Linked DNA regions of Homo sapiens: all the other regions are linked to region 2. Evidence: chromatin loops called from intact Hi-C (ENCODE). Cell type or tissue: HCT116. All regions are shown on one strand.

Region 1 (8,000 bases), 54 kb before region 2:
GAAGACATTTAATGGATTCTCTGAAGTGGTGGCAAGGTGGCAAGGAGAGTCCAACCTGAAGCTGCAGAGCCTGGGATTGCGCTGCATGGAGAAGAAAGGGTGTGCGTGATTCCACGCTCCTTTTCATCCTGGCCTTTCCATTCGGTCTGTGCAACTGTGGGCTTGGGCGGATTTCTTTGCCATTATTGGCCTCAGTTTTCTCATCTTTAAAATGAGGGGAATCAAGCTGGTGATGTTTCCGAAGTCTGTTGCCATTCTGAAATGTTAGAGTTAAAATGTTTCTATTTCATATTGAATTGACATTCCATCTCTATCCAGAGAGAATTTGAGGATGCTTATGCTAGATACAGCACAAAAGGTTCACATTAGAAGGCCTCAGAGTGAGGGTTGGGGTGGGACAGTGAGGGTCAGGACACAAAACACAGACCAGGATCCTGGCAGTGAAAGCAGCCCATGCCCAGTTATGAGAGTCACGGGATCCCTTCTATAACATCCTGAAAGGACAGTTGCACGGTTTATTCTGTGGGCCTTTGTGAAGCTGTGTTGTCGATGTGCTGAGCCACTGACCTGCAGCACCCCTGCAGTGGATGTAACAATCAGTTTTTGAGACTCTTCCCATAAGCTCCTGGCATGACTACAACACAGATTAAGGAAAAGCAGCTCTACCTTGGGGCCCACACTGCTGTCCTAAATATTCCTAATGAGATAAACACAATGAAATACGATTAATCTTTTGGTTTGGCTGGACCCAGGAGTTAAAGAAGATGATCTAGAGAAGTGTTTTGCAGACCCTTCTGCTCTGTGATCCCCACTTCTGGGATTTGTTTTAATTAGTCAGTTGTGGTACCAGCCTCCGGAATCCTAACACTCCCAATTTTTCTGATGTATTTCCACTTTTATGTGTGAAGTTGAGCTTGCATCTCCTGGGCAGGCTTCCCTGACAGCAGATCGCTCAAAGTCATTTTCTCTGACCAGTAGCTGATGGTGGGTGCTGTTTTGTGTTGCTGACAGCTAGCCACTTGGAAGGTAGGCCTCAGCTGTCATTTTAGCAGATGGAGAAGCCTACAGTGTGTGCCTTCATTTTCTGCAGAAGACAGCCTGGCCTCTGCCCTTGCAGGCTGTGGTGGCTGGTTTTATGTGTCAACTTGGCTGTTGTGCCTAGATAGTAACGTGGATGTCCCTCTGGGGGGGTCGGGGGGTGGTGTTTCCCACACTGACTGAGCATCTTACAATTCAGTTCCGTTCTGATGCTGTCTACCTAGATGTAGCCTCGGATCCCACAGGCTAAAGGCTCAGTCCCACAAGACTTCTCCACCCCAGATGTCAGTTGCACATCAGGACCTCCCTTCTGACCTCTGACCGACAGCCTCCTCAGGTTTGATGATTTGCCAGAATGGCTCATGAAACTCAGGGAAACACTTCACTTGCGTTTACCAATTACTTACAAGGAATACAACCCAGGAACAGCCAGATAGAAGATATGCAGAGGGCAGGTCTGAGGGAGGGTGCAGGGGCTTCCATTCCCTCTGCAGGTGCCACTGTCCCAGCACCTCCAGGATTCACTGAACTGGAAGGAAGCTCTTCCATCCCCTTCAGTTGGGGATTTTATGGAGGCCGCAGTTACCTAGTGTGATTATTGGCCATTGGTGATGAGCTCAGCCTTTAGCCCCTCTCCCTTCACTGGAGGTTGGGGCTGGCGGGAGGGGTGGGCCTGAAACTTCCAACCCTCTAATTAGAGCTGGTTCCCCTGGCAGCCAGCCTCTGCCCTGAGGGGCTTGCCAAAAGTCACCTTTTGGTGACCACATCAGGCGTGGTTGAAAGGGACTTGTTATGAATAACAAAAGACACTTCTTTCATTTTTATTGCTCTTATCACTTAGGAAATTACAAGGGTGTTAGGAGCACAGGCCAGGAAGAACAAATAAGTATATCTCATTACATCACAGTTTCACAGCCTCCCATGGGGGAAGGCCTTGCAGAACAAACCCTGCCACCAGCTACCTTGCACCAGAGCTGCAGCTTGCCTGGGTCTCCAGCCTGCTGGCCCACCCCACTCTGTAGGTTGTGGCCTTGCACTTCAGAATCACTTGAGCCAATTTCTTAAATCTGTCTCTCTCTACACATACCTTACTGTTCTGTGTCTCTGGAGAACCCTGACTAATCCACAGGGGCCGTGGTGGCTTTATAAAATATGGCCGGGCGTGGTGACTCACACCTGTAATCCCAGCACTTTGGGAGGCTGAGGCAGGTGGATCACCTGAGGTCAAAAGTTCGAGACCAGCCTGACCAATATGGTGAAACCTGGTCTCTATTAAAAATACAAAAATTAGCCGGGCGTGGTGGTGGACATCTGCAGTCCCAGCTATTCGGGAGGCTGAGACAGGAGAATTGCTTGAACCAGGGAGCCAAGACTGCGCCATTGCACTCCAGCCTGGGCAACTCTGCCTAAATAAAATAAAATAAAATAAAATAAAATAAAATAAGGTAACCGACCTCACCTCCACATCTCAGCCATATTTCCTTTTAAACTTTATGTGATTTCAGACCCTTAAAAAGTTGCAAGAATAATACAGAGATTTCTTGTAATTCCTGTTGACGCTTCATCCGGATTCCCCAGATGTTAAACATTGCAACACACTTGTTAGGTCATTTTGTCGCTGTAAGTTCATTTTTCTCCGAATCATTTGAAAGTAAGAACCAGCCTGACCAACAAGGTGAAACCCCTTCTTTACTAAAAATACAAAAATTAGCCAGGCATGGTGGTGGGCGCCTGTAGTCCCAGGTACTTGGGGGACTGAGGCAGGAGGATTGCTTGAACCTGGGAGGAGCAGGTTGCAGTGAGCTGAGATCACGCCACTGCATTCCAGCCTGGGCAACGGAGCGAGACTCTGTCTCAAAAAAAAAAAAAAAAACTGAGTCATAGCCTTGTTGCCCCTTCACCCCCAAAAACGGCAGTGAGTACTCCGGAAAAACAGGGAAGCTCTCCTACACACCCACAGTAGAGCAGTTAAACTCTGGACATTTTAATCAACACAGTGCTGTTGTCTGCAAATCTTTTCAGTGTCACCAGCTGTCCTGCTTAATAAATACAAATAAAATGCAATAATACAATTGTAAAAAATACAAATAAATAATTGGGAGAACTTTAGAAGTCTTTTCAGATTATATCTTTTATTATTATTATTATTAAACGGATCAAAGCTTTAAGCCATTTGGAAATTCAAAGCATCCTAAGACATGCAGCAAATAACCGCAGGAGATAGGAGCTGGCTTTTTCTCACCCATGCAGAATGGCATTCTTAGGATACGGTGAAGGGAAGAGAAGTGAACACAGATTTAGAAAGGTAATTGGACAGTAAGAGAAGTTCGGTTAACAGTGTCTTCAACAGTACCTTGAGTAGGAATGACATGTAATTTTAGGTATAGGTAAGTGGCATTTCTCGGCCTACAAACAGTTAAAATGAAAGATTAAAGTAGTGTTTAAAAACGATGACTGGTAGCTCACTAGGTATAAATATAGTTTGACACGGTCCAGATCACTTAGTGTAAGTTGATTAGGCTCTGTCAGTGATAAGGAGAAGGCTCCCATCGCTTTCTGGCTCTGGATTAGTACTGAATAGACTTTTTGTGGAGCTTAATTGCATAGAAGGCGGGAGACAGTGACTTGTGGCAATGTGTGTCATGGAGTGTAGAAGGAATTTGTTTACTACAGAACCAAGTGATCTCTTAAGATCCCCATAAGTTCTAAAGTTCTATAATTCTTTTACATTTGACATTTTCAAAATTGAGCAAACAGACCTGTGTTTGAGTCGTAGGTACTGGAGTGAGAAGGAAATCCACGATCCACGTTGAGAAGCCTGCCCACTGTTCATGGGAAGCCAAGTTTCCCTGGCAGTTAATTCATTAAGAAAGTACCGTGTGACATCACAGGCTGGGAGCTTGAGAGATGTGCTAGCTAATCCTCACATCCTTACAGCAGATACAGTAGTGGATTATCAGATTGCTCTGTGAGCAACTCCCCAGAAGCCCCCTCAGACACAGTGGAGTGGACACTGTGACACTGTCAAGGAAACCAAAGACCAACCTCAGCGTCTGGCAGGTGGGAGGCCCCTCAACATCTCTCCTCCCACAGGACCTCGGTTCCCCTGGATGGTATCTGAGACTGCTCAGCTCACCAGCAGGAGCCAGCAGGTCCAGCCCAGGGAGGTGGCCCCTTTGTGTCTGGAGGGGCTGGGAGCCCCCGCTCCAAGGCCTGGCTGGTGGAACGTGGTGCCCACTGGCCTCTGGCTGGCTCAGTGGCCTGTGTTCCTGTGTCTTATCAGGGCCAGCTCTGTCCATAGTGCCTGGGTGGCAGGGAGGGACACTCTGCCCTGTGAGTCACTCTGTGCCCATGTAGGAACCAGTAGAGGGCGGCTGGTCTGAGGCATGCTGGCACCGACAGAATCGAATACACAAAAGGAGAGTTGCTGTGCTTTCCTGGGGACAGGAGGGGACCGGTTTCAGACCAGATCTGCCTGTAGAATGAGGCTCTTCATCTTGGTGAAAGCAGCCGCCCAACTCTTTTTTTTTTTTTTGAGGTGGAGTTTTGCTCTTGTTGCCCAGGCTGGAGTGCAGTGGCGCGATCTCTACTCACTGCAACCTCCGCCTCCCGGGTTCAGGCGATTCTCCTGCCTCAGCCTTCCGAATAGGTGGGATTACAGGTGTGCACCACCACGCCCAGCTAGTTTTGTATTTTTAGTAGAGACGGGGTTTCATCATGTTGGCCAGGCTGGTCTTGAGCTCCTGACCTCAAGTGATATACCTGCCTCAGCCTCCCAAAGTGCTGGGATTATAGGCATGAGCCATCACACCTGGCTCCAGCTCTTTCTTTTGTTTCCCTGAATGTTGGGAAAGTTCTTTCTTTTTCCACCAGAGTATTAAGACACTAACGTTAAATGAAGACTCTAGTTAAAAATCCCTTCAGAAAAGGGAGAAAAAATTGGTGGTCTCCACAGGCCCAATTCTGTGAATCTCTGTCTGTAAAGAACAAAATGAGGCTCTGCCAGTTGGTGTTACACTCTCTTTTCAGAGTCTGTTAACTCCTAAGGTGTCTTTAGGTGATTGGTATTTGGTGTACTGTTCGTGTTGATCATATTTTCATCTATTTTTGAGCTTTATGTTTTTCTATTATTTGCCTGGTTGTGTAGGCTTTGCATGTGATAAACTCTGTTAAAAAAAAAAAAGTGGAGGGCCTGGCTTGAACCCAGGAGGTGGAGGTTGCAGTGAGCCAAGATTGCACCATTGCATTCCAGCCTGGGCAACAGAGCGAAACTCTGTCTCAAAAAAAAAAAAACAAAAACAAAAACAAAAAACAGGCTGGCTTTAGGCTACTTAACACTTGTTATGTCATATTGCAAGAAGGGACCATGGTAGAAAGATCAATGGCCCAGTTCAATCCCAGGCGGCAGGGCCTCCTTAGAGCAGAGCTGCTGAGCAGGGAGGTTAAGGGATCGTGTTGGCATTTTCAGGCTGAAGCAGGTGAGTCCAGTTCTCCAACCAGCGCTCCCTGAGCAGGGAAGCCCTGTTCATGGTTGCACAAGAGGAGCCAGAGGGGAGTGAGTGGAAAGAGGCTGTCCTGCAGCAGCAGGATTTGGGGTCATGGAAGAGCTAGGTCCCTAGGCTGTTGCTTGGACAAAGCCTATGCCTTTACATGGTTTTTTTCAGAACTGCCACTTGGCAACTTTCTAGGCTTTGCATTTCTCCTTGAAAAGTCTGGTATGGTGAGGGGAACCAGCCTTGCCTGAGTCCTAGCCTAGCCCTGTGCGAGCCCACAGGTGAATGTGGTCCTCTCAGAGGCTGAGTGACTTGCCCAGGTCACCCAGCTAGCCAGGGCAGGGAGCTGGGATGAGACCCCAGCCTGTACCATTCAAGTCTGCATTTTCTTGGCCAGCTCCTCCAGCAAGCCTCTTTTCAGTTTCATGGTTTTCACTCTGAACCATATTAAGGTAAAAGCAAAATAGACACATCTCAGCAAATGATGAAAGTTCTTAAATTGAAACAAGTTGCAGAAAAACCTCAAAGCAGCAAAACACATTGCAGTCCCCAAGGACAGAGCCTGTGGCCCGGCAGGCCCTGGGCAGTGCCTTGGGGGCTGTGCTTCAGCAGGAGGCTGCAGAACCCTCGATGTCTGCATGCAACCTGGACAATTGGAGACGCACAGGCTTCGAGTCTAGGCCCAGCACTTCCCGTGTCAGTCCTGTCCCTTACAAACAGAGATAATCAAGCTCTTGGGACATAACTGGTAAACTTTTTCCCCACAGTAGAAAAGTTCTAAGTAGAAGTTAGGAACTTTTGCAGAGAGAGCAAACTACAACCTAAAAATCCACATTTTAGCCAGGTGTGGTGGCATGCACCTGTAGTGCCAGCTGCTTGGGAGGCTGAGACGCGAGGATCACTTGAGGCCAGGAGTTTGCAGCCAGCCTGGGCAACATAGTGAGACCGTCATCTCTTAAAAAAAAATATACATTTTTAGTTAAAGGCAAAGTAAAAACATTCTGGTCATGTTCCTGGCCTGTCAGCTTTTTATAAAACCTCTTGTTAATACTTGACCCACAGTATTTTCTCAGATAGCCAGGGTCTAGTTGGGCTCAGTATGATTTCGCACTGGTTAATAAACCCTGCCTGGACAGTGCCTGTGGCTTCCTCTGCCAGAGGGGGGAGGCAGGTGCTATGGAAACCCCATAGAATATTAAGTTCGTTCAAATGTAGTGTAAATAAAATCCAGCATGATGAAAGTCCACAAGAGGCCTGACTGTGAGTGACAGCAGCAGTAGTTGTACTTATAGCGGCTATGAGGACTCATTAATTATGCTGCTGTAATTCCTGTGACGTAAAGGACTTTGGAATTTATACAGTAATGTAGAAGCCTATATTCAAATGATCAAAAAAGTAAAAACAGGCCATTGAAGACAGAGCTATCATTTGTGTGTGTGTGTTCTTTCAATTTGTAGATTTAGGTATTTATAGAGTATTCTTAAGTTATGTATTAAAAACTTTATGGACCTCACCGACGACCCATGTAGAATTCCAGGGAATCACTACATGGTGCCGGTCAGCGTGGTCAGCTATCTCCACTGTCAAGTTGCTGCCGTTTCCTTTCTGTGCTCCTCAGCAGGGTGTCGCTACATCCACCCCACCCTCAAGGTGGCAGACAGGGAAGTAAGCTCCTCCTCCTGGAGTGAAGAATATCAGAAAGTGTTTGGCCCCTGGTTAAAACCACCAAAGCAATTAGTAAATATTTCAGGGGAGATGTTGGCTGTGCACATATCCTGTTAGTCCTTGGAGTTGTGCCCACTGATCTTAGCATTCAGCCCTGGCCGCTGCAGGCCCGTGGATGGCCATGAGAAGTACTCGGTAGAGAAAGTAGGGCACCTAGAACCCCGCTCAGGGCCCAGGAGGCACTGCATGGGTGGCCGTCCTTGATACAGCACCTCACTGGCATAGAGCTGGCTCATGTGGCAACCCCAAGCCAGCCAGCCAGCAGGCATCAGCCAAGAGACTTCTGCTGGGGAACATGGATGCATCCATTCAGCCGTCTGTGCTGCGTTCATTGGTGCTTCACGTGGGTGCTAGAAGTTGTGCTCAGGGCTTTCCATTGAGTACTTGAAGACATGGCCTGTGTTACATCTGTGTTAGAGATGTGAAGTAACTTGCCCAAGGGCACATGGCTGGTAAGAGGCTGAGCTAAGTGCAGACCTGGGTCTGTCCAGTTCTGGGTGCCTTGGCCCCAACCACCAACCTGCCCTGCCTCCCCACACATCATGGAAAGTTAGTGTGTGTTCATCCAGGGACTGGAGGGTCAGGGAAGAGAAGGCCGTGTTGAGGAGGGGTCTCCTGGGTGGGCTGCTTTTGGGGGCTGCGGTCAGCAGGCTGCCTGACAGAGCAAGCCCAGTTTTTGTGCATGGGGTTGACATAAATGAAATCCCGAGTGGGGGCTTGGCTTCATGGGTCGTGTCATCTCTG
Region 2 (8,000 bases):
CCCAAAGTGCTGGGATTACAGGCATGAGCCACCACGCCCAGCCTACTTCCCTCTTTTTTTAAAGAAATCAAAATTCATGATATAAAAATGTCACAAAGACAATATCAATACAATCTGAAAAAGGTTTAAAAAAAGAACCCTTAACTAGAATACTTAACTTTTGGTTTACCTAATAGATTTTTAACAATAAACTTTGTAATATATTTCTATAACCAAACACAAATCAAATGGCTGAGGCAAAGTCATTTTCTGATTAAGTCAGTATCAGCAGGGCTCAGTGGCTCACGCCTGTAATCCCAGCACTTTGGGAGGCCAAGGCGAGCAGATCACCCGAGATCAGGAGTTCGAGACCAGCCCGGCCAACATGGTGAAACCCCGTCTCTACAAAAATACAAAAAAATTAGTGGGGCATGATGGCGGGTACCTGTAATCCCAGGTACTCGGGAGGCTGAGGTGGGATAATCACTTGAATCCAGGAGGCAGAGGTTGCAGTGAGCTGAGATCACGCCACTGCACTACAACCTGGGTGACAGAGCAAGACTCCGTCTCAAAAAAACAAAAACAAAAAAAAAAAAAAGAAGAAAAATCAACCAGTTAATATCACTGTTTTAATATGTGTTTTGGTTTTCACAAACCATTTTGAAATAAAACAACTCTATGGACAAAAACTATGTTATTTTAATATTGCTTTACTTCTATAATCTTTTCAGATTTCTTATTTCTTTCTGTTACAGTTCTTTACTTGCCCCCTGGCCCACAATTTTTTTTGTTTTGTTTTGAGACAAGGTCTCACTCTGTCACCCAGGCTGGAGTGCAGTGGTGCAATCACGGTTCACTGCAGTCTTGACCTCCCCAGGCTCAGGTGATCCTCCTAACTCAGCCTCCCATGTAGCTGGGACCACAGGTACACGATGCCACCATACCTGGTCAATTTTTGGATTTTTTGTAGAGACAGGGCCCTGCTATGTTGCCCAGGCTGGTCTCAAACTCCTAGGATCAAGCGATCTGCCTTCCTCAGCTTCCCAAAGTGCTGGGATTACAGGTGTGAACCACGGTCCCTAGCAGGCTTTCCCTTTTTAAAGACCTGTTTGCTAGAGAATGACCCTAAATACACTGAATTCCATCCTATTTGATTACTGTGACTAAAGAGGCTCATCCAGAGGTTCTCAGAGTTTTTCTAAATAGGAAAATTAGTTCCTGTCCCATAATACTCACTTTTCATCATTTGCAAATTTAATTCCACTACTTGTAATAGGATCAAGGAAGAACCAGTCAAACCCAGGGAAGTATCGATATATCTGGAGACAAGATGGAAACCATTTTCAGAAGCGTTGGTTAAGATATCCAGGCACAGGTCAAGGGTGCAGACAGTTTAAGTTCAGAAATCTATAAGGCGTTGCCCATAACTACCCTACCTAAGGGAGCAGGGGTGACATTGCCAAGGGGCCACCAGAGCTGTGCCCTGGCACCTTCTGCCCTGGCCGTGTCCTGGCTTTGCTGCTAGGAACAGAAGAATCACCCGCCAGGCCCCACAGACTGGCATGGCAGGGGCTGCCCTGCAAATGGGGCTCCCGCACCTCCCAGCCAGGCCAGAATCCACCCCAGAAACCAGTCTTCCCGCAGACACCAGGGCCGCCACCCCTGAGAAAGTGGGGTCTATGGACAGTTTCCTCACACAATTTAAGAAAAGCAGCACCAAAAAGTAAGATAAGATAAAAGGCTCTTCTGGTTGGTAACAGAACAGCATGAGGCCAGCATGGGCTGACACAGGCCCGAGAATCCATGGCCAGTGGGGAGCACAGGGATCACAAACCAGAGTGAGAAGGAGGGGAAAATAACTGGCTAGGTTTTAAGGGAAGGTCCAAGGTTCCATTCCCAGCTGGGGAGGGCACAGGTTGGGTGGGGCCTGGCTTACCCAGAATTCCCACTGGGGTTCACCTGGGCCTTTCCCCAAGATAAAACTGGAAGGCCAGACTCCCTGGTCCACACAGTCCAGCCCCCCAAGCACTGTCTCATACACAGAGAGGGGGGCACCCCCAGCTCCACTCCTGAACAGGAAGGCAGGGCTGTCAATACAATGCAGTCGATGACACCACGTGAGCCCGGCCTCCACTGTGTCCAGCTGCCCTCAAATGACCCAATTATGACCTGTCATTTCACCTGGCTGCAGGTTATACTTCTTGGGCAGCTCTGTGGCCAAAACTAGTATTAATTTTTAATGAAATCTGTATTCATTAGAATATTTAAATAACAATTTTTAATAATTATTATAATGTATCCTGTAATTAGTTATTTCTATAATTTATCTTAATAATGAAAAGTTAATTTTTAATAAAATCTGTACTTGCCACTGAAAATGGATGGCTCTTAGCTTCTTCGCGGATATTAGTGAATGGAGATTCCAATATAAGGGCATCTGGAGGCGTCTCTAGATAAACAAACAGGGAACTGAGAGGTAGGCAGGAAGCCAGCGACATACATGTGGCCTGTGGGGCTCTGAGGGGCCCCCAGAAAGCACAAGGAGACCACAGCGCCTCCCACCAGGCAACCACCTCGGCAGGCCTCAGATAGCACCAGGGGTGCCCGCCAGGGGAACAGAGATGGCTCTGGTCACTCCTAAAAAGCAGACTTGCTGATGCGGCTCTGGGGCCAGACCTGTGTGTGTGAGGCTCCCCAGCTCCTCAGGTGTATCATGGGAAGGGTGGCTGGTCAGCCCCGGGCCCCCCAGAATGTGCAGCTCATGCTGCTCCATGAGGACGCTGAGCACTTGCAGCAGGGCCGGGACTGGGGAGCACCCTGAATGCTCACTGCCACGGCTGGGGCCCAACAAGGCACTCACCTCGCTCACAGAGGCGCCGCACCAGATTTGTCGCCACGCTAGGAAAAAAGAAAAACAGCTTAGTTGAGTTATGATAAAATTGTTTGAGATGATATGGGCCTTATGCTGGAAAGTGCTCAGAGGAGCCATGGGGTCTGTGAAGCTACTGGAGTTTCAGGACAGAGTGGGGGAAATGGAGATCCCTCTAGCACTGGGGGTGACCTGGCTGCCCCACCATCAGCTGACCCCTGCAATGAGGGCTGTACCCACAGCCAGTCAGCTTGTCCCCGAGGTGTGTCCTGCTGCCTCTCACTGCCCGTACACTCCCATTGGCCGGGCCGCCTGTCGGCTGGGGGTGGCCAGCGTCTGCCTGCACCTCTCCTGGAGCCCACCACACCCAGGGCCTCTTGCCATCCCAGGACCACACCTGGTGGACCACGCAGACGGCCAAAGGGATGGCTGGTGCCCCCCACCCACTCCTCTCCTGATGCTTCCCAGCCTACAAGAGGCCATTCAGGTGTTGGGAGAAGGGCTGCCCCGAAGGGAAAGGCAGCAGAAAGGGAATGGCAGTGAAGGTCTGGGGACTGGGGCCCTGAGAGCAGAGGTTCCCGCAGAGACGTGGACCTCGCATCAGCAGAGATGACTCAGGCTGCCCACAAAGGGAGTGTGGAAGTACCTCCTGTCCTGGCCTCTGTGAGAAGCAAACCACCCACTGTGCCCTCCCTCAGCTCTGAAGACGCTTCTTCCTCAGAGCCAAGTCTCCCTAGGGAGACCCCTCGACCTCCACTGCCTATGTCTGTCCTGAGCCACTTCCTGGACGAGGAGCTCAGATCCTTTGGAGTCTCTTTGTAACTTCCCCTCCTGCCTCTGCCATGGGGATGGGAGCGAGGCTGGTCGGGACTAATGGTGCCACAGGGTTTGCAGGGATGGTGGACTCTCTAGATCCAGGCATGGGAGTCACCAGGAATACTGACTCCCACTAAAGGCTGCCTCCTGCTGGGGTCCCTTACCCAGTGCCCAGAGAGTGGCCCCAGATGTACACGGGGTTGTCACCACTTCTTGCTTTGATCCAGTCAAAAACGTGGAGTGCGTCATAGGTCATGCCCCGCTCAGATGGCGTTCCCACTGAGTCACCCCAACCTGGGAGGGAGAAACGGCAGGACGGGGAGGTCAAAGGCAGCTCACAAAACCTGGACAAACACACCTCCCCAAGGGGGCCCAGGGCCAGGAGGAGACAGGGAGGGGCCCGCTTGGCCCACCCTTCCAGAGTCCACAGACCCACCCAGGCCACTGGGCAGAGCAAGCAGTGGGGAGAACGGGCACAACCCCACATCCCCACCAGCCCTGGGGAAGGCAGCCCAGCAGCAACCCTGCCCTGCCCCTGCTGACTGCACAAACCAGACATCCCCTCACAGGGTCACTCTAAGTTGGTGAGCTGCACATTTGAATGGCAACTAACAGCAAGCTGAGTTAACAGAACAGATCACAGAGCTTCAGAGCTGGCACCGGCATCCTCAGGCCAGGGCTGGGACTTGCCCCACCCTCTTGGGCAGGGGAGTGAGCTCACTTCTCCCTCTCTCTTTCTTAACAGGCAAGCTAGTGAGGTCTAAGGCAGTGAAAGCCTCTGCCACCACCATCCTCAGCTCTACACTTCTCCCCCATCCCCCAGCAGCATCCATGTGTCCCACTCCGAGCCCTGACGAGCAGCAGTGCAGATGGCGTGGTCAGATGAGCAGCCCCCGGGGCCGCTGGCTGGACACCAACCTCCTCAACGCCGAAGGCTTGGTCAGGGGCAGGACAGGGAGTGGAGTCCGGAGGCTCCCAGAACAGGGAGGGCATTTCTGGGTTCAAGGCAACCATGACCCAGGAAGGGGAAAGGGGCTGTTTCCCCTTAGGGTCTAATTAGCATCTTGTTTCCATAACAGAAAACACTACCATCTCTGCCCCCCAAAATTACAACCTCCCAAGGGTCCCTCCCCCAGTCTCCAGCAAAGGTGGAGTGCAATTATCTTTCCAGCAGCCCAGCAGTGAGTCATCATCAGATGATCTGAAAGCACCACAAAGGTCAGAAAGAGCAGGTTGTGCAGTGTAAGCAAACAGTTAGTGCAGAACTTGCTGTTTCCCGACTCAGACACTAGAGGAGGGAGGAGGCCATGCAGAGGGCTAGGGCCAGGCTGGGAGGCAGGGGTATGGGGACATGAGACAGAAAGAAAAGAACAGAGACAGGGACAGGAGACAGAGACAGACAGGAAGACTGAGAGACAGGAACAGAGAGGCACAGAGACAGGCAAGAAGACTGACAGGGACAGACAGACAGGCACAGAGACAGGGACAGGAGGCAGAAGGATGCGGACAAAGAGGCAGATGCAGTGAGAGAGACAGAGGGACAGTCGGAGATGGAGCTGGCAGTCTTGGTGCCAATTAGAAACGTAGACTCCACGAGAACTGAAACAGAAAGTGCTGCGTGGGATTTCATTTCCTGACAGAAGTGCGGGGAGATGAATGGGAAGAAGCCACTCATTCTCCCTCTCCTAAGGTCTCTAGCATGCAGCAGAAGAGAACCAGTGTCAACATGGAGAGAAGGAGAGGGCAAACCACTTCCTTGCTCCTCATTCTGGAGTTTTTCCCAGCCCACAACTGTCATCCTGATGGAACTTTCTTCCCTGTGGTTGGCAGCATGGTGGCCCCCAAAAGTGTCCATGACCTAATCCCTGGAACTTGTGAACGCGTTGGGTCACATGGCTGGGGAATGAAAGGTATGGAAGGAATGAAAGCTACTAACTGCTTGCCTTGAGATGGGGGTGATCCTGGACAAGCTGGGTGGGCCCAAAATAACCACAAGGGTCCTCATCAGAGAAAAAGGGAGAGGAGTCAGGGTCAGAGCCAGATGACCTGGGACTCAATCACAGAAGGGCTGTGAGCCAAGGAACACAGGTGGCTGGAAAGGGCAGCCAGGCATTCTCCCTGAGAGCCCTGCTCCCACCCTGATTCCAGCCTGGGGGCTGCAGATTCTGAATTTCTGACCTCCAGAACTGCAAGACGCTACATGTGTGCTGGTTTAAAGCACTGTTTGTGGTAACATGTTATAGCAGCAAGAGAGAATTAACACAACCCCCACATCCAGGTGACAGCCTCTCTCCTTTGTCCCTCCCATATCTCCTCTTGGTCTGAGGATAGACACGCCACCTGCCCCCACAAGAAGGTGAAGGCAGCCAGCCACGTTGCCATCAACTCTTTAATCTCTCCAGCTGAGGACTACATGGTGGAATACACTTTTTGAAATTTTTGAGACAGGGTCTCGCTCTGTCACTCAGGCTGGAGTGCGGTGGCATGATCTTGGCTCACTGCAACCTCCGCCTCCTGGGCTCAAGCTTTCCTCCCACCTCAGCCTCCTGAGTAGCTGGGATTACAGGCACCTGCCACCAGGCTCAGCTACTTTTTTTTGTATTTTTAGTAGAGGCGGGGTTTTGCCACGCTGCCCAGGCTTATCTCGAACTCCTGGTTTCAAGCAATCTGCCCACCTCAGCCTCCCAAAGTGCTGGGATTACAGGCGTGAGCCACCGTGCCCAGCCAGAATACACTTTAAAACAGTCTCGCAGTCAGTTGCAATGGCTCACTCACACCTGTAATCCCAACACTTCGGGAGGCCAAGGTGGGCAGACTGCTTGAACCCAGTAGTTCAAGACCAGCCTGGGCAACATGGCGAAACCCTCTCTTAAAAAAAATAAAATAGCTCTCCCTCTCCCCACGGTCTCCCTCTCCCTCTCTTTCCACGGTCTCTCTCTGATGCCAAGCCGAAGCTGGACTGTACTGCCGCCATCTCGGCTCACTGCAACCTCCCTGCCTGATTCTCCTGCCTCAGCCTGCCGAGTGCCTGTGATTGCAGCAGCGCGCTGCCATGCCTGACTGGTTTTCGTATTTTTTTGGTGGAGACGGGGTTTCGCTGTGTTGGCCAGGCTGGTCTTCAGCTCCTAACCGCGAGTGATCTGCCAGCATCGGCCTCCACAGGTGCCGGGATTGCAGACGGAGTCTCGTTCACTCAGTGCTCAATGTTGCCCAGGCTGGAGTGCAGTGGCGTGATCTCGGCTCACTACAACCTCCACCTCCCAGCCGCCTGCTTTGGCCTCCCAAAGTGCCGAGATTGCAGCCTCTGCCCGGCCGCCACCCCGTCTGGGAAGTGAGGAGCGTCTCCGCCTGGCCGCCCATCGTCTGGGATGTGAGGAGCCCCTCTGCCTGGCTGCCCAGTCTGGGAAGTGAGGAGCGCCTCTTCCCGGCCGCCATCCCATCTAGGAAGTGAGAAGCGTCTCTGCCCGGCCGCCCATCGTCTGAGATGTGGGGAGCGCCTCTGCCCCGCCGCCCCGTCTGGGATGTGAGGAGCGCCTCTGCCCGGCCGCGACCCCGTCTGGGAGGTGAGGAGCGTCTCCGCCCGGCAGCCGCCCCGTCTGAGAAGTGCGGAGCCCCTCCGCCCGGCAGCCGCCCCATCTGGGAAGTGAGGAGCGTCTCCACCCGCCCCATCCGGGAGGGAGGTGGGGGCCAGCCCCCGACCGGCCAGCCACCCCGTCTGGGAGGTGGGGGGCGCCTCTGCCCGGCTGCCCCTTCTGGGAAGTGAGGAGCCCCTCTGCCCGGCTGCCACCCCGTCTGGGAGGTGTACCCAACAGCTCATTGAGAACGGGCCATGATGACGATGGCGGTTTTGTCGAATAGAAAAGGGGGAAATGTGGGGAAAAGATAGAGAAATCAGATTGTTGCTGTGTCTGTGTAGAAAGAAGTAGACATAGGAGACTCCATTTTGTTCTGTACTAAGAAAAATTCTTCTGCCTTGGGATGCTGTTGATCTATGACCTTACCCCCAACCTGGTGCTCTCTGAAACATGTGCTGTGTCCACTCAGGGTTAAATGGATTAAGGGCGGTGCAAGATGTGCTTTGTTAAACAGATGCTTGAAGGCAGCATGCTCATTAAGAGTCATCACCACTCCCTAATCTCAAGTACCCAGGGACACAAACACTGCGGAAGGCCGCAGGGTCCTCTGCCTAGGAAAACCAGAGACCTTTGTTCACTTGTTTATCTGCTGACCTTCCCTCCACTATTGTCCTATGACCCTGCCAAATCCCCCTCAGAGGAACACCCAAGAATGATCAATAAAAATAAAATAAAATAAAATAAAATAAAATAAAATAAAA
Region 3 (8,000 bases), 270 kb after region 2:
AATGCTATTTAAAAGTTGCTTTAGGCTGGACACAGTGGCTCACACCTGGAATCCCAGTACTTTGGGAGGCTGAGGCAGGTGGATCACTTGAAGTCAGGAATTTCAGACCAGTGTGGCCAGCATGGTGAAACTCTGTCTCTACTAAAAATACAAAATTAGCTGGGCATAGTGGCACACGCCTGTAATCCCAGTTACTCAGGAGGCTGAGGCAGGAGAATTGCTTGAATCCTGGGAGGCAAAGGTTGCAGTGAACCAAGATCACACCACTGCACTCCAGCCTGGTCAAGAGAGTGAGACTCTGTCTGAAAAAAAAAAAAAAAAAAAAAAAAAAGGTTGCTTTAGCTCAGCAAAAAATCAAAATCCTAACAAAAGGGAAACACATCACGGTATATATTTTCAACAGCACTGAAGCTAACAGGCCATGTACTGTGTCAACATGCAGACACCTGTCTATAAAAACACTAACCAAGAGAACTCAGCAGAAGCCTAGCACACACAGCTTTCAACTCTGCAGAACGCATGTGCAGACACAGGAGGACATGAGGACAGACCCTGCAGGGTCACCACAGCATCTTAGTAATACAGTCTGTTCCTTTAAGTTGCCTAAGTTTATACTTTTTTGAAGTGTTTGCACATTTTGCCATTCTGAGTAGTTTTTTTTTTTTAATGAGACAATTGTTGCAATTTATTTTTGTTTCAGTCAAGTGACCTTAAAGGTTGAGGGGAAAAAAAACGGCCCCAGGAGATTTTCTTAACACTCCCTCCCTGGGAGTGCAGTGCTGGGGCCCACTCTCTGAGCTGTCAGAGCCACTGGAGAGGTGTCTCTACCACTGACCCCTCACTACGGTGCTTGCTTTTGTAATTATCTTTTGGTGATATAAAACTTGTATTTCTTGAGTGCTCATCATGTACTGGACACATTCCTAGGCACTTTGGAATTTATCCTTCTGAAGAAGGCACTATTATTACCCATTTTACAGGTGAGGAAATTGAGCCACAGAAGAGGCTAAGCAATTTGCCCAAGGTCACAGATCTGCTAAGTGAACTCACAGTGAGTGATAACGCCAGAGTTGGAACACAAACCTTTACATACTGCCCCATACCTACTAACAGCACACAAGCATATAAGGTAGTTTTGATAGTTTTCTAAAAGTTTTTCCATGAAATAAGTACAGGAATTTGATATCCAAAATACACGGAAAATGTCTCTTCCAGCTCTAAATCAACCTGAAAAGCCCTAGTGTCATGTAAGAATCTGTATTAGTAAACTGAATTATAAGGAAAGAATATTAACTTGCTTCCTCCCCAGAACAAAAAAGCAATACTTCAACCAAACATTCCACGTCCCGGTCCATTCTATCCATCTGTTATAAAACTGAGACACTTTCTCTTCCCCAGAACCTGGGTGTAACCTTTCTAGTTTCATGTTGACTATAAAGAAATAAAAGAATAGGCCAGGCGTGGTGGCTCACACCTGTAATCTCAGCACTTTGGGAGGCCGAGGCGGGCGGATCACCTGAGGTCTGAAGTTCCAGACCAGCCTGGCCAACATGGTGAAACCCTGTCTCTACTAAAAATACAAAAATTAGCTGGGCATGGTGGCACATGCCTGTAGTGCCAGCTACTCGGGAGGCTGAGGCAGGAGAATTGCTTGAACCTGGGAGGCGGAGGCTGCAGTGAGCCGAGATCACACCACTGCACTCCAGCCTGGGCGCCAAGAGCAAAACTCCATCTCAAAAAAAAAAAAAAATTAAAGAATAAAATAACATAGCCTATAAAATCTATGCTGAAAAATCCTAAGAACAGTCTACCCCTTTTCTCATGATTATTCCAACTTTCATATCTGAAATTCCAGCCATGCGATTAGGAGCCTAGAGGCATAACACACAACACTGATGCTCTTCTACGCTCTCTACACGTATCCTAAAGTGCACAGACTCTGACAGAGGCCTGAACATTTGGGGTTTCTATTTCTAAAGAATGAGCCTGCTGTGAAGGTCAGTGTCAACACCAACAATTCAAAGGCCCTAAAAGAGGATTCAGAATTGCCTGTCAACCTAAATGTAGATAAAACACAGCAATCTGAGGAGCCCATTGATGGGAAAATTACCATATTTTGCTATTGCAACTACTTGAAGTCCATGCCAAACAAAATAAACTAAAATAAAATGTTACAATCCTGGGCTGATGCAGTTTCCCCTGAGTCAACTAAAAAGACTTTGCATGGAACCATTTCTAAGTCTGACACACATAGAGTTCAAGGTCTGAGGAGACCTGAAAAGTTTCCAACATGGCGGTGACTAGGGACCCTGGAGCAGACAAGAGCCTGGAGCATCAGGCCATAGCCTGTTCCATACAGCACACCTGTTCCTGGTGGTCAGGAATGAATTCCCTGCAAGCATCCAGTGTAAAAATCACCCAGAAACAGGAACCAATAAGGGAAAGAAACCTGGGAAGGAGTGTGGGGAGTCAGGAAGCAGAGAAACCAGCCACACCCCTGCCCTTCACTGACGTCTGCGCTCAGAGCTGTTTGCCTAAAGTGTATCTGTTATTTGAATGATTCTAGTATAAATGACTGTTTCAAAAGTCCCCTATTTTAAATCACAGAATTTTAGAGCTTTATGGCACCTTAAATTCCCTTGTCCATTATCTCAACTGACTCAGGAAAACTATTCTCACTTGACAATGGAGAAAATGAAGCACAGACATCTGGATCCCAAAGTCATTTCAAGAAACAAAGCTAGTGTCTGTGCCATGGCATGGCTGGGCAAGGGCCTTGTGCCCACCACCGTCTTTTTTTTTTTTCTAGGAGAATGCTTTATTAGGCATAAAAATGCCATTGAAATGCTTTAAAATGCAACAGGAGGAGATGTGAAGACCCAAAGAACAAGTACACAGTGACACATGGCTATCAGAACACACGAAGTAAAGAATCCACACCGCTTCCACCCTTTACCCAGAAAGGGAAGGATCCAGGCCACCTCCTCCTCATGCATGCCCCACTTTACAGGAAGTGTCCACATCTCCCCTCCTAGACAGGTCCTGGAGCTCCTCCTGTTGGACCTTCTGGGGCCATCGGTGGCTAAATATCAGGTTTCTGTTCCTTGAGGGAGGAAACAGAGGAAGCACAGATTGGCATGGTAGATAGAGGTGCAGACAGAAATCCAGTCTGGAATATGTTGAGTTTAATGTAGCTACATGGTATGGGGGTGGAATCCTTGAGTGTAGATGTGGGCATGAGGGGCTGAAAAAATGTCACATGCAAAGCTCCTAGGAGTCTTCTTTTTTCCCACCTCCTCACATAACAGAGCCAGAGAAAAATACAGTATTTCATCAAATTTGAGATGCCACTAATTCTAAGACAAATGATGACGAAAAACTGCTGTCAAAATGTGACCCAGTGCTAAGATGGCATCAGTTTTTAAATGTACCCCCAAGTCAAAAATACTATCAAGCAAAGAAAAAAAAAGGTTTATCTTAGAATAGATGAAATATAGTAAACTTTTTATTGGTTGGAGGTCTTTAGATGGCAGTGAATATAGGACTAGCTTTTTAACTTGTTATTCTGAAAAACTTTCAAATGTATAGAAAATTTAAAAGAATAGGCCAGGTGCGGTGGCTCACACCTGTAATCCCAGCACTTTGGGAGGCCGAGGCGGGCGGATCATGAGGTCAGGAGATCGAGACCATCCTGGCTAACATGGTGAAACCCCGTCTCTACTAAAAATACAAAAATTAGCTGGGCGTGGTGGCAGGCGCCTGTAGTCCCAGCTACTCCAGAGGTTGAGGCAGGAGAATGGCATGAACCCAGAAGGCGGAGCTTGCAGTGAGCCGAGATTGCGCCACTACACTCCAGCCTGGGCAACAGAGCGAGACTCCGTCTCAAAAAAAAAAAAAAAAAAAGAATAGGCCAGGTGTGGTGGCTTGCGCCTGTAATCCCAGCACTTTGGGAGGGCAAGGTGGATGGATCATGAGGTCAGGAATTCGAGACCAGCTCGGCCAACATGGTGAAACCCCGTCTCTACTAAAAAGTAAAAAATTAGCTGGGCATGGTGGCGTGGGCCTGTAATCCCAGTTACTCAGGAGGCTGAGGCAGGAGAATTGTTGGAACCCAGGAGGCAAAGGTTGCAGTGAGCCGAGATCGCGCCATCCAGCCTGGGCGACAGAGCAAGTACTCAGTCTCAAAAAAAACACAAAACAACAAAAAAAAAAACTTGTAAGAATAGTACAAAAAATTCTCCAATACTCCCTCACTCGGCTGGCTTCACCACCTGTTTCCACTTTTCCCCTTTACCACAACCATTTTGTCATTTTCTCTCCCTCACTTCCTCCCTCCCTCCATATCATCTATCTACCCCTGCTCCTCTCCTTCTCCATTTGAAATCGGGTATCAGACTTTGTGCCCCTGTATCCCTAAATAGTTCAAAATGTATTCACTAAGCTCAAGGAGACAGTCACAGTACAACAAACTAGGGAAATTTGACATTTATACAATCCACCATTCAGATCAAATTCTGTCCATGGTGCCAACAATGTCCTTTACAGCTATCTTTTTCACCCCAGTCCAGTTTCCAATTCAGAGACAAGCACTGTACACGGTTTTCCTGTCCCTTTAAACCAGACCATTTTCTCAGTCTCTGTTTCTGAACTTTGAAGTCTTTGGAGTAGACACAGGCAGGGCGTTATGTAGAATGTCCCAGAGTCTGTCTGGTGTCTGCACAATTAGATTCAAGGGTGGCAGGAACACCTGGGTCAGGTGTGTCCTTGGCACATCTCATGGGGGGCACAGATGTCTCATAACTGGTGACAGTAACTGCAATCGCTTGGTTAGCATGGTGACTGCAGCAGGGTAGTCACCTTTATGTGAGTTTGAATTATGAGAAGTTTATTCATTTTTATTTTATTTTACTTTTTTGAGACAAGATCTTGCTCTGTTACCCAGGCTGGAGTGCGGTGGTGCATCCCCACTCACTGTAGCCTCCACTTCCCGTGCTCAAGTGATCCTCCTACCTCAGCTTCTCAAGTAGCTTGAACCACAGGCACATGCCACTGTGCCTAGCTAATTTTTCATTTTTTTTTGGTAGAGATGGGGTTTCAGTACATTGCCCAGGTTGGTCTCGAACTCCTGAACTCAAGAGATCCTCTCACCTCAGCCTCCCAAAGTTCTGGGATTACATGCATGTGCCACCGTGCCAGCCTGAGAATTTTAAGTGGTGAAAGTCTACAATGATAAGAGTCTTACTTTATGTGCACAGTTGGAAATAATAAAAATTCAGTAAGAATTTAAAATGTATCAAGAATTGCTTCGCTTTAAAGCTGTGCAACAGTGTACACTATCAAGTACAGTTTAAAACTTTTGCCACAGAGCAAGGCCTGGCTGGTCTTGAACTATGCAGGCTGTGGACTGTGTCCACTTCAGACCTGCCCCTGCAAACATCCTGCTTGACACAGTTTCCTGAGGAACCGTACCAGAAATCAGTACAGGCCATTAATGTAGATTGTGGGGTTCCGAAATTGGGCATCCACGTTTCTGTCCCTACCCAGAGTTGGGGAAAATCTCAGCCTGTCACTTACCTTCATTTGGGGCCTTGGAGAGCAGTGACAACGTTGCCTGAAGCAGGGAGCTAACTGGCCGGGCTGCAGCCCGCCCTCTGGAGTCCCTGCTGGTCATCCCAGGACCGTGGGTACTCAGTTTTACTCACTGGTCCACATGGAGACACGCGTCCCCAAGTCTGTTCAAGGCCCTGCCGCCTCTCCTGTGTTGGAGACCTGGCACGCTACCCACTTCTGCCTGCCTGGTTTTGTCCTCCTCCCGAGCATGGCTGGAAGTCCCAAGGCCACGTGGCCGGACAGTCCAGCACATCCCTCCTCAGGTCACTTGAGTACAGGACAGGCAGAGGCCTTCCAGATACAAGGAGCTCTCCCTGGGGTTGGGACAACCTACTCAAAATCTGCACCGAGCAGACTCTCCCTGTTGATTTTTAAATAATTAATAGCTGTTTACTACATTCCTATGCCCTTGAAACGAAAACTCCAAGTTAGTGAATATTGCACTATATTGACTGATGCTGGTTCTCATGTTTAGGGTCTGACACCACCCATGACTCTAAGGGGAACCTGGAGGTCCTCTTTGTGAATAGAGCTCCTGTGAGGTCCATCCTGGCGGGGGAGCCCACCACCCCTCTTTGTGTGGGGCCAGCAGAAGCTCGGGGCTTACTACTGTCCTAGTCCCAGGAACAGACTCATTTTTCTGAAATATTTTCTTTTCTTTTCTTTTTTTTTTTTTTGAGATGGAGTTTCACTCTCGTTGCCCAGGCTGGAATGCAATGGCGCGATCTCGGCTCACTGCAATCTCCACCTCGCAGGTTCAAGAGATTCTCCTGCCTCAGCCTATGGAGTAGCTGGGATTACAGGCATGTACCACCACACCTGGCTAATTTTGTATTTTTAGTAGAGATGGGGTTTTTCCACGTTGGTCAGGCTGGTCTTGAACTCTCAACCTCAGGTGATCTGCCTGCCTCGGCCTCCCAAAGTGCTGGGATTACAGGCGTGATTTTTTTTTTTTTTAGACGGAATCTCACTCTGGCGCCCATGGAGTGCAGTAGCGCAATCTTGGCTCACTGCAACCTCCGCCTCCCAGGATCAAGCGATTCTTCCATGTCAGCCTCTGGCGTAGCTGGGATTACAGGTGTGCCCCACCACACCTGGCTAATTTTTCTATTTTTGGTAGAGACGGGGATTCACCATGTTGGTCAGGCTGGTCTCAAATTCCTGACCTCAAGTGATCTGCCCGCCTCAATCTCCCAAAGTGCTGCGATTACAGGTATAAGCCACCTCGCCCGGCCCTGAAATGTTATTTCCATGGGCGCACACACGCACACAAAGCCACAAAAAGCAAAGCACAATTCATTAAGTCCTTAATACTCTTGCTTAAAAATGGAATTTGATTAGCTGGGCGCAGTGGTTCATACCTGTAATCCCAGCACTTTGGGAGGCTGAGGCAGGTGGATCATGAGGTCAGGAGACCGAGACCATCCTGGCTAACACGGTGAAACCCCGTCTCTACTAAAAATAGAAAAAATTAGCCGGGCATGGTGGCGGGCGCATGTAGTCCCAGCTACTCAGGAGGCTGAGGCAGGAGAATGGCGTGAACCTGGGAGGTGGAGCTTGCAGTGAGCGGAGATCGCCCACTACCACTCTAGCCTGGGTGACAGAGCGAGACTCCATCTCCAAAAAAAAAAAAAAAAAAAGGAATTTGATCAAGCAGTAAAGCTCAAGCAAAATTAAATTAAATTAAATTAAATGGAGTCATGCACATGCCTGTAGTCCCAGCTACTTGGGAGGCTGAGGTGGGAGAATGCTTGAACCCAGGAGTTCAAGTCAAGCCAGGCAACACAGTGAAACCCTGTCTCTAAAACATAAATAAATAAAATAAAAATGGGACTTTGAGCTAACAGTCCTCATACTGCTTCTCAACCAGCATGTGTAGACAGGATCACATAAGTCACAGCTTTTCTCTAGCACTGAAAATACCTCATCTTCTTGTTAAGGTAAAGAAATGATATAGTCCCTCGGAGGCAGTAAGGGATGTTGGAAACCCCACTGTGTTGGGAGGCACAGCAGGGGACATGGAATTTGCAGAGCCTCTCCAGACCGGAGCACCCCTGACCTCCATGTGACCCTGAGTATGTTATTATCCTCTCTGACCCTCGCACTCTCTGTGTGTGAGATGGGGGCAACAGTACACCCCGGCTCAGCCTCCTGCTATGAGTACTCCGTGAAAGAATTTAACAAAAACACTGAGAACAGTGCCTGGCACCTACTGAATGCTCATTCAAAATTTAAAAACAAAACACCAGGAGACCTGAGCTCCATTTCTGGCAGCCACAACCAGTGCACAAGTCATGCACGGGGACTGGGCACAGGTGACACGCTACCTTATGGTGAGGCTCACACAGCCCCCACGGACCAGGCACCCAAAAGCCTGTCCTTCCTGTCCC

What was found. A loop is a pair of places that touch in the nucleus more often than their neighbours do. Peaks named below come from ENCODE experiments on the same cell type or tissue, not always from the same donor. Only the 100,000 strongest peaks of a DNase experiment are listed, where the experiment ranks them.
Region 1: it touches region 2 in a loop (2.8-fold over the local background); 21 of 110 quality-filtered maps call a loop at or near these places.
Region 3: a loop joins it to region 2, with 4 times the contacts of the local background. A loop is called at or near these places in 2 of 110 quality-filtered maps.

The regions. Positions count from the first base shown.
Region 1 is chr20:25,251,178-25,259,177 of GRCh38, forward strand. All of the region lies in intron 1 of PYGB (glycogen phosphorylase B), which reads left to right. Among named protein-coding and RNA genes, the nearest start is that of PYGB, 7.1 kb to the left of the region's middle. In HCT116, no CTCF peak of the experiment used is centred here; no DNase peak of the experiment used is centred here; H3K4me3 peaks cover 555 bases; H3K27ac peaks cover 1,228 bases.
Region 2 is chr20:25,305,618-25,313,617 of GRCh38, forward strand. ABHD12 (abhydrolase domain containing 12, lysophospholipase) reads right to left here. Exons shown (of 13, transcript NM_001042472.3): 7 at 3,829-3,958; 8 at 2,840-2,877; 9 at 2,349-2,428; 10 at 1,216-1,298. Among named protein-coding and RNA genes, the nearest start is that of PYGB, 62 kb to the left of the region's middle. RefSeq lists enhancers at 3,573-4,772, 4,617-4,736. In HCT116, a CTCF peak has its summit at 4,954; DNase peaks (open chromatin) are centred at 3,444, 3,914, 4,314 and 4,894; H3K4me3 peaks cover 2,127 bases; H3K27ac peaks cover 3,290 bases.
Region 3 is chr20:25,571,563-25,579,562 of GRCh38, forward strand. All of the region lies in intron 1 of NINL (ninein like), which reads right to left. Among named protein-coding and RNA genes, the nearest start is that of NINL, 10 kb to the right of the region's middle. RefSeq lists a silencer at 7,551-7,845. In HCT116, a CTCF peak has its summit at 3,070; no DNase peak of the experiment used is centred here.